Linked DNA regions of Homo sapiens: regions 1 and 3 are each linked to region 2. A link is a contact called in ENCODE Hi-C or POLR2A ChIA-PET data. All regions are on one chromosome and are shown on one strand. Each heading gives the region's core, a stretch centred on a gene start or an enhancer-like site at or near the end of the contact. The rest is flanking DNA. Distances are from core to core; before and after follow the strand shown. Region 1 overlaps ADAMTSL1 (ADAMTS like 1). Region 2 holds the start of RRAGA (Ras related GTP binding A). Region 3 has its middle 27 kb from the start of ADAMTSL1.

The links. Hi-C counts contacts between places; a loop is a spot of excess contacts on that map. ChIA-PET counts read pairs that join two places held with the same protein, here RNA polymerase II (POLR2A). Pooled maps may share reads with other maps.
Region 1: a map of endothelial cell of umbilical vein shows a loop between it and region 2 (2.3-fold over the local background). The contact joins the enhancer-like site here to the promoter of RRAGA in region 2. A Hi-C loop is called at or near these places in 1 of 168 maps with a recorded cell type or tissue (endothelial cell of umbilical vein) and 1 of 50 pooled maps. POLR2A ChIA-PET finds 5 or more read pairs at or near these places in 2 of 52 experiments (H1 and activated T-cell).
Region 3: a loop to region 2 is called in a map of ascending aorta, with 7 times the contacts of the local background. The contact joins the enhancer-like site here to the promoter of RRAGA in region 2. A Hi-C loop is called at or near these places in 3 of 168 maps with a recorded cell type or tissue (ascending aorta, dorsolateral prefrontal cortex and heart right ventricle) and 2 of 50 pooled maps. POLR2A ChIA-PET finds 5 or more read pairs at or near these places in 1 of 52 experiments (PC-9).

Annotation. Positions count from the first base shown.
Region 1 is chr9:18,489,441-18,492,140 of GRCh38, reverse strand. The region is part of intron 1 of ADAMTSL1 (ADAMTS like 1); the gene reads right to left. Among named protein-coding and RNA genes, the nearest start is that of ADAMTSL1, 17 kb to the right of the region's middle. Within about 2 kb of position 1,405, at least 8 of the 41 ENCODE cell types and tissues checked have a DNase peak (open chromatin) inside an H3K27ac peak, as active enhancers do; they include endothelial cell of umbilical vein, where a contact is called at or near this core.
Region 2 is chr9:19,048,157-19,050,856 of GRCh38, reverse strand. RRAGA (Ras related GTP binding A) reads right to left here and starts at 1,430. Exons shown (of 1, transcript NM_006570.5): 1 at 1-1,430. The coding sequence starts at 1,197. The coding sequence ends at 256. It also overlaps a transcript of SAXO1 not described here. RefSeq lists a silencer at 1,172-1,361 and an enhancer at 969-1,490.
Region 3 is chr9:18,445,939-18,448,657 of GRCh38, reverse strand. It overlaps a transcript of ADAMTSL1 not described here. Among named protein-coding and RNA genes, the nearest start is that of ADAMTSL1, 27 kb to the left of the region's middle. Within about 2 kb of position 1,302, at least 6 of the 41 ENCODE cell types and tissues checked have a DNase peak (open chromatin) inside an H3K27ac peak, as active enhancers do; they include ascending aorta, where a contact is called at or near this core.

The DNA.
Region 1 (2,700 bases), core at 156-2,655, 560 kb after region 2:
GTGCTTCCCTACTGTGTAACTTAGTTTTTTAAAATGCTTTCCTACATATTAAGTCCTTTATCAATAATAAATGAGAGTCAGTTACTATTGTCTTAGTATAGCTTTTGTTGTAACTACATCAATCAAGCCATGCATTCTCTAGTTAAATAGGTATTTACTTCAAAAACATGATAGCCTACAATTTTTTCTTTAAAATCTTGTCCAGAGTAGATTGTAGTATAAGTGCCTCATTTAAAATAACTGTCTAAAAGAACCTGTCCTTATCGGGCCACTATAATTTGTCATCATTATCTGTAAATAGTACAGCTCTACTTGTATTAAAATGGGAAATAATAATGGTGATTAGAGACAAATATAGCAGTCATCTCTTCCTATCTTCCAGTCAACAGAAATATTTACGTTTTGGGGCTGGCTAAATTCTGCATACTTTTGGCATTTTTAAACTGAAAAATATAATCCAGATATTGTATATATGGGAAGGACTACCATCTTCTAATTTATAAATTAAATGATCATGTTAAGGAGCCATCTGCAAAACCACTTATTAAATGTTTATTATTAACAGTACATGAAACATGACATGATTTTTTGTGATTTTTGTGAGCCATCTCTGGCTCTCAATGCTTGCAGAGTAGAAGCAAATACTTTGAGAGTTTATAAAGCTTAATTGTGCTTTCAACGTGTAAGCATTTTCAGCCTGTTACCTTTTTGTTTCCAGCAAGAAGAGTTCTTTTTCCTTCCACATCGATGTTGTTTAAGAGAAATAATATTTAAATTGCATTAACATGCTTAGCAATGTGAAAAGTTAATAGATTAATGTCTCAGGCAGTGTTAGAATTACCAAAATGCCTCAGGAATATATTAAAATGGATCTTGGCCACAGAAAATATCAAGAATGCTGAGGCACACCACAGGCATCTTTTTTAAAGCCTGTTTTGTAATAAGCAGAGAAAGTGAAGGTGCTAAATCATGGTTTACTACCCCATTTGCCTCACAGCCTCTCTGTCTCTGGTGCTGGGCCTCAGAAATCAATTTCACACACGGCTGCTATCAGCATTCTTTGAGCTATTAAGACGAAAGCACTTTCTCTTCTTTTTATTAAAACCAAGCTCCCTTTTATCACATAGCTCCTGCTTTGTGCTTTCCTGCCTTTACACTCCACTCTGTCAGTGGTGAGGGCTAACCTGTCTCCTGCCTCCCTTCCTTTCAGTTCTAAACTTCTTGAAAGGCTAACCCATGTTCACTGCACCCACTTCCCCAATACTCCCGAATTCTCTAGTGCTTTGTAATCTGGCTTCTGCCCACCGCTTGGCTGACGTGGCTCCTCTGAAATTCATCAGCATCCTGTAATTCACCACATCCTATGACTTTCCCTCACATCTTGCTGCGGAATATGCTCCCCTGGCTTCTTTGGCAGCGAGTTCTCCCCTGTTTTGTCCCCTGCCTTTTCTTACTCATCTGGACTAGCAAATGCTGTCATCCCCAAGACTCTTTCCTCAGGCCCCTGTTCTCTCTGTGCTCCGATTGATCTTATCCACTTTCCTCACTTGAGTTGTCTTCTCCTTGCATGTGATTTACAAATCTACGTCTCTTCCAATCTCCAGGATTCTAGTTTCACTTACCTGAATGCTTTGTTGATACTTTAAACTCAGCACATCCAAAACCAAGCTCGCTATTTGGGGCCCCAATATTTTAGCAGTCTTTCCCCCTAGCATAGTGATGAACATACAGACATTGCTATACAACAATTCCCCTTTCTCCAGCCTCCTCTGTCTTCCTCCTCATCCCCTTCACCTACCCCCTCTCCCTCCCTCCAATCAATTGCCTCTGCCACCTATTCTGCTTCTGCTGTGTAGCTTCCTTCTGTTCCCCCTGTCTGCTAGAGCCCCCATTCAGACTCTTCTTGCAGTGGTCTTCTATGTGATACACAACTGGGACCCCAGCCTGCTTCCAGCTCTGGCCAGGCCAGTTCCTCTGTGGCATGGGTCTCAGTGTGCCAGGACACATGCAGTAAAACAGCTGAACATAAGATAGGAATGATGGTTTGGGACAGGGCCTTGGATCCCAGCTGAGGAATTGGTCCTTGAGTAGACTCCAGACAGCTGGAGACAGTGAAGGCTTTTGAGCACGAGATGACTAAGGTTTTACAGTTTTCAAAGTACTTACACGTACTTATTTGATCCTCATAATACTACTATGAGGCACTGAAGGTTTATGGGCATTTTAGGAAAAAAGGGGAAATGAGGTTTCTGTTAAAGGGTAGGAGACAAAGCCAGGTTACCATCATTTCCTCAACAGATGAGAGGAATTTAGTATCTCTTTATGTCTAATTAAATAAGTGGTATACAGTTGGGTAAGTCGGTCATTTGGATAAGAATTAAATTTAGCTATCTGAGAAGAGCAGTGGGAAATATGACCAAATACTTAATCTCACACAATGGCCATCTAGAAAAAGAAAAATAAAGAAAATAAAAGATGAGATGACTAGTCTGTGTGGAAGACTGAATGTTCTCAGCGTATGTTTTATTTTGTCCCTTCAAATTGGGCTCAGGAAGGTTTTAATTTCTTCTATCTTTTACGAAATGATTTAACATGTTCATGGTTCCTATTTTTTGAATGAAAAGTGTATACATTGAAGTGGCTGGTGCATTATACTTCAGATTACGCGACATCCTGGTAACTGGAGGATTTCTGAATCTC
Region 2 (2,700 bases), core at 181-2,680:
AGAACACACACGAACCACCTACTTTAGTGTTACACCATACCAACTTCTCAGAAAGGTCAGCTTCAAGCTCTACTGGGTAGCTGAGTAAATAGCGTCCAATGTTTAAAGACTGGGGAAGCGGGGAGAAAGATGAAAGGAGTAAGCAGCACACACTTCAAAGCCCACTTTTAAGCACACGACATTATGAATATTAAAAATAAAGGATGCAAACAAAAAAGGCAATTCAGCATTTTCAGAAAGAGCATTTGGCAATATTCAACGCATAAGGAGACTGTGCTTGGGGCCATCCACTCTCTCCAGCTTCTCAAAGTGTTTCCGGGCATTGCGAATGTTGATCAGAGTGGCCGCAGAAGGGATCGACGGATCTGACATGACCACCATCACGTACGTATTTGAGGTGAAGATGTCGATGAAAGCAGCGAAGTTGGAATTCCTAACTTCCATGCTCTGGAAGGAAGCGGCCAATTTACTGCAGCTCAGCTTGAACTGTTTGATGATGTTGCTGATCTTCTCAAACCGGTGGACGTCGCGCTGCTCTTTGCACTGGTAGTGGGAAATAACCAAGAATGTAGCTCTTTCGAACAGCAGAACTTCATCGGCCTCAATGATTTGGGCAAAATTCCTGAGGTTCATCTCCAGCTGCTGAACGTTGGGAATCAGCTGGTAGACGATGCTGGACCAGGCTTTGTAGAGCGTCTCATCCCAGATGGACGTTCGAAAACAAGCACACTCCAGCGGGCGAGACAGACGCCTCAGGTCTTCCTCTCGCTCTTTAAAAATCAGGTCACGCTGATCCTCCTGAACCAGATCCATTTTGTGCACCAGGCAGAAGATTTTGGCGTCAGGAGAGTTCTGGAGGATGGCCTCCAGACACGACTGGTAATAATGCATGTCCTTTTCCAGTTCGCGGCTCTCCACGTCAAACACGTAAATCAAAACTTCCACGTTACGGAAGATATTGTCTCGCTGGCTGGTGAAGTAATTTTCCATGAAGGTGTCCTGACCGCCACAGTCCCACAGGTTCAGCACCAGGTTCCCTAGGAATCGGACGTGGGAGTGTTCCACGTCAATGGTGGCCCCCAGGCGCCGGGTGTCGCGAGCAATGTAATTGGCGAAGATTATCGACCTCATGCTGGTCTTCCCCGACCCGCTCTTCCCCATCAGCAGCACCTTTTTCTTCATGGCTGTATTTGGCATCACCCGCCGGGGCACCGCGGACTGGGCCTGAGGGCGCGGCCTACACGCAGCGCCGAGGGAGGGGTCGGGGGCTGCCGGGGACTCGCAGGCCGCGCCTCGCTCCGCTCCGCCGCGCAGCTGGGCAGGCAGGAGAGTCGAGAGCGCGAACCCGGGGCTGGAGAGGCCGCGGACGGGCTGGCTCTTACTCAGATGGGAGCGCCCGCGGCTGTCAGTGGCAACGGCTCGGGAGATACGCTCGCTTTCCGGGAGGGAGCCGCTGCGTCCCCGCCACCACCCACTTCCGGCGGCGATCTCGCGAGAGCTCCCTCGCTCCGCCCTCCGTGCCCGACGAGCCTTGAAAAGCCGCTGCTCTAATGAAACCTAACCGGGGCGGCGTGAGCCCTAAGATGGAAGGGAAGCTCGAGGACTTCGGTCTTTTGTTCTGTTGCAGCTGGGTTTGCTGTTGCTAGGGGTACGTGTGTGGTTGGCCGGGGGAAATGCTGCCCTCTCGTGGCCAAAAAAAGCCCCAACCGCCACCACCACCGCAACTGGCTTTAGGAGCGAGGTGTGTCGGGCCGGTTTCCGCAGGGGCAGCCGACTGGTGAAGTGGAGGGAAAGCCTAACTTCCCAGTCCGCTTAGGCCTCCCCAGCTTGCCCGGCCCAGTGAGTACAAGGGCAGGGCAGATGGAGACTGTGCAGGCGCGGAAAGTGAGACTTGTAGGCAAGCGATTGCCTGTTGCTGCGCAGCTAGGTAATAGCAAGTCCCTCCTAGGAGACATCCTGGCTTCCAGTGGGTGCTTTTAATTCCTTTCTCACATCTGCTTTTCCGTAATCTCAGACTTTAGAATTTATAATTAGAATTCCAAAGCTCGAGGAAATGATAATGTGGAATCCCAGGCATTAGTTCCATCCTCACAGTAACCCTGTGAATTAATAACCCTATTTTCAAGTTAGGGAATCAAAGGTTAGAGAGGTTAAGTCACTTGACCAAGTTACACAGATACTAAATGATGAAATGGAATTTGGTTTTAGACAATCTTGCTGCGGTCTATTTGCCTAACAATAGGCTACCCTGTGCCCCTCTCAAAGCATAATATGATTCTGCTCTTGGTCTTCAAGTAGATGAGTGAATCAGTGTCGCCAGTATCGTTCATACAGAATGAATGAGAGTCATCAGGATACTGAAGCCTCTGTATCTACCTTAAAGTCCTTTTTTTTTCTTTTGAGACGGAGTCTCACTCTGTTGCCCAGGCTGGAGTGCAGTGGCGCGATCTCAGCTCACTGCAACCTACGCCTCCTGAGTTCAAGCGATTCTCCTGCCTCAGTCCCCCAAATAGCTGGGATTGTGGGCACCTGCCACCACGCCCGGCTAATTTTTGTATTTTTAGTGGAGACGGGGTTTCACTATGTTGGCCAGGCTGGTCTGGAACTCAAGCCAGCCACCTGCCTCGGCCTCCTAAAGTGTGGGATTACAGGCGTGAGCCACCGTGCCTGGCCTAAAGCCCTTATCAAAGTGTATACTGT
Region 3 (2,719 bases), core at 53-2,552, 600 kb after region 2:
TGAATAACTGAGTATCTAACTGGCATGGTATTTACATTCTAGCAGAAACATCTACAATTAATATTTATAATTTTCCAGATATAACTTCCTTTGCAACTATTTCAACTTATGATGATGAATTTTAAATGCCAACTTACAAATGTGCCTGTGGTCGATATTTTCTAAATTCTTTTAGGGGTTTAAAAGTAAAAATTTGGAAAGGTAGGTCATGACCTTTATAATTCTTTCCCTTTTCTCCCTGGCAGTTGTGACATTTGGCCCTGATCTCATTGTCCTAGTTTCAAACTTCTCAGTTTGTGGTTACAATAGCAATAATTTTCCCCTGACAGCAGGTGGATGGCTAGCTCATCCAGTGTCCTGTGTCCTTCCCACACTGGCTGGCTGGCAGCAGAACCTTGACTGTCCATGCCAAACTTCTTTCTCCAAGCCTCCTCCTTAACATTCTTCCTGAGCAGCTCAACAAAATCATCATAAAAGAACAAAATACCCAGAGTGGTTCTTAACTGGGTATTCCTAAGTGTATAAAAGAATTTATTACTGAGGCTTGGGGTTTTGTTTATTAATTGATTTTTGTTTTCTCTTGTTTTCTGGGCAAATACTTTATGGCAGAGAGAGAGAGAGAGAGAGAGAAAGAGCGAGAGCGAGCACGCACACAAATCTCTTGTTTTGGTGGTCTTGAAAAGTGTTTTCCAAAGTTTTCAAAGCTTTGGACTGAAACCCATAAACCAAACCAAATTGCTCACATCCCACAAATGCACAACCATGTGTGCTCGACACCTGCAATTTTTTATACATCAAAGTTTGGGCTCTTCTGCATTCAAAGAGCTACTGTCACCAGGCCCCTGAGGGGCATGCATATAGAGAAAGGAAGCAAACTCATTTGGCAGAGAGGCTTATGAGACTCTCCGGAGGAAGGTACTCTATTTCAAGAAAGAATGAACAGCAATAGACATTCAGAAAGGGTCTAGCAAAGAGCTCCCTGAGGACTCTTTAGCAGTGTATGTCCTGCTAAGCCTCCAAACACACACTTATAATTGCGAGACATTTTGTTTTGCATCAGGTGCCTCTAACAGCCTGATTCCCCCATCCAGGACAATGTCATTGCTTTACTTTCTTTTAGTGGTTCTATTTTTGTCCCTTCCTTTTAAATACTGAACTGAGGTATTTGTGAAGTCTCCCTCCCTCCCTCTTCCCCACAGGTTTGGCTCTCATTTTCCCCATTATTTCAATGAGTAATGACACCAAGGGCATGAAGCCAGTCCTACCGGCACTGAACACTTTCCCCTTTCTACAAAATAAAGCAAGCACCAAACCAAACACGGCACAACATTCAGCTTCAGGGATTGTGACACATTTCCAGGCTCTCTTTGCTCTGTAGTAGAATTCTGGCTGTCATTCGGCATTTGGCTTTTTCTCACGGAGCCCTTGAGCAACCTTTATTTACCATGCACACTGACTTTCATTACTATATAATACAGAAAATATTTGCTTCATTATGAAGCCAGCTGAATATTTATTTTGATTTTGTTACTTGTGGTAAACAGAGTTCAAAACACTCTCTGCTACCACTGTTCCAAACTAGTCAAAAACTATGTAAACAACCCACATAGTGATTGTGTGACCCACATTTTGTGATTGTCTCACCTCCCCTTCCAGCACAAGGAAAGTTTTGTTTAAAAAAAAAAATGTTCATGTTAATTTGAAATTTTAAAGCAAGTTTTATCCCTCAAAACTGTCTTCAGTCCACACTTCTGACTGCCTTTATAGGAAATCACGTTACAATGAACTCCTTTCAAGGTACTTTTGGAACCAAACCTTCTCTTTGGATATGGTCCAAGGTAGGCCTAATTCTGTTCTAAGACAAGCACTATTACCCGAAAGTTCAAGAATACTATTTTTTAGATGACATAGGTAAGAACATGTTGAGAAAAACGTGTTTGCACCCAGATGCATTTTATCTGTATGAAGATCTACGTCAAAGGCTTTGCTGATTCTATTTTGTTCTAGGACCAATATGCCTTGTTTCCCTCAAGTTGCTTTAAAAGATTGATTTGGAATGGACCCATTTGGCCTTTTGTATGGTCCAGTTTCTGCACGTTCACATTACAATAAACATGTCAGCCCAATTGCCTGCACAGGCATCCTTGCTGGTTGACATTTTGTGATACTTTTTATAATCTGGTAGAATTCTAATTGATTTTAAAATCAATAAAACCCATACTTGCTTATTTTTGCATTTTAAAGAAACAAAAACAAATTTAGAGTAGCAGAACATTTTTAGTTCATGCCTTTAAATGCTTTCAGAAAACCAAGTATACCAGCACGAATCTAGACTAATATTTATGTCAACATTTTTTTCCCCCAGGCATATCTTCCTACAGAGAATTTGGGAGTGAGATTTAGTTTTCATCTTAGACTTAAGCCCATATATAGAGTTTCTGGAACGTCAATCCTAAAAGATCACTGTGGAGTTTCTTTTTTCCTTTTCCTGCTCTGTAAGACATTTATACCTCTACCTTTCTGCTAGAGGTAATCGCACAATTGAGCTAATGTAAATGTTGTTCAATACAGGAAGAAATCTTGGGTTCTGGGATGAAATCTGGAATCAAACTCTGGGTCCATCGCTTCCTGGTTATATTGTCTTAAGCAGGTTACTAATCTTCATGAACCACAGTTTATTCTATAAAATAGGGGGATGAATACCTACATGATAGGGTAA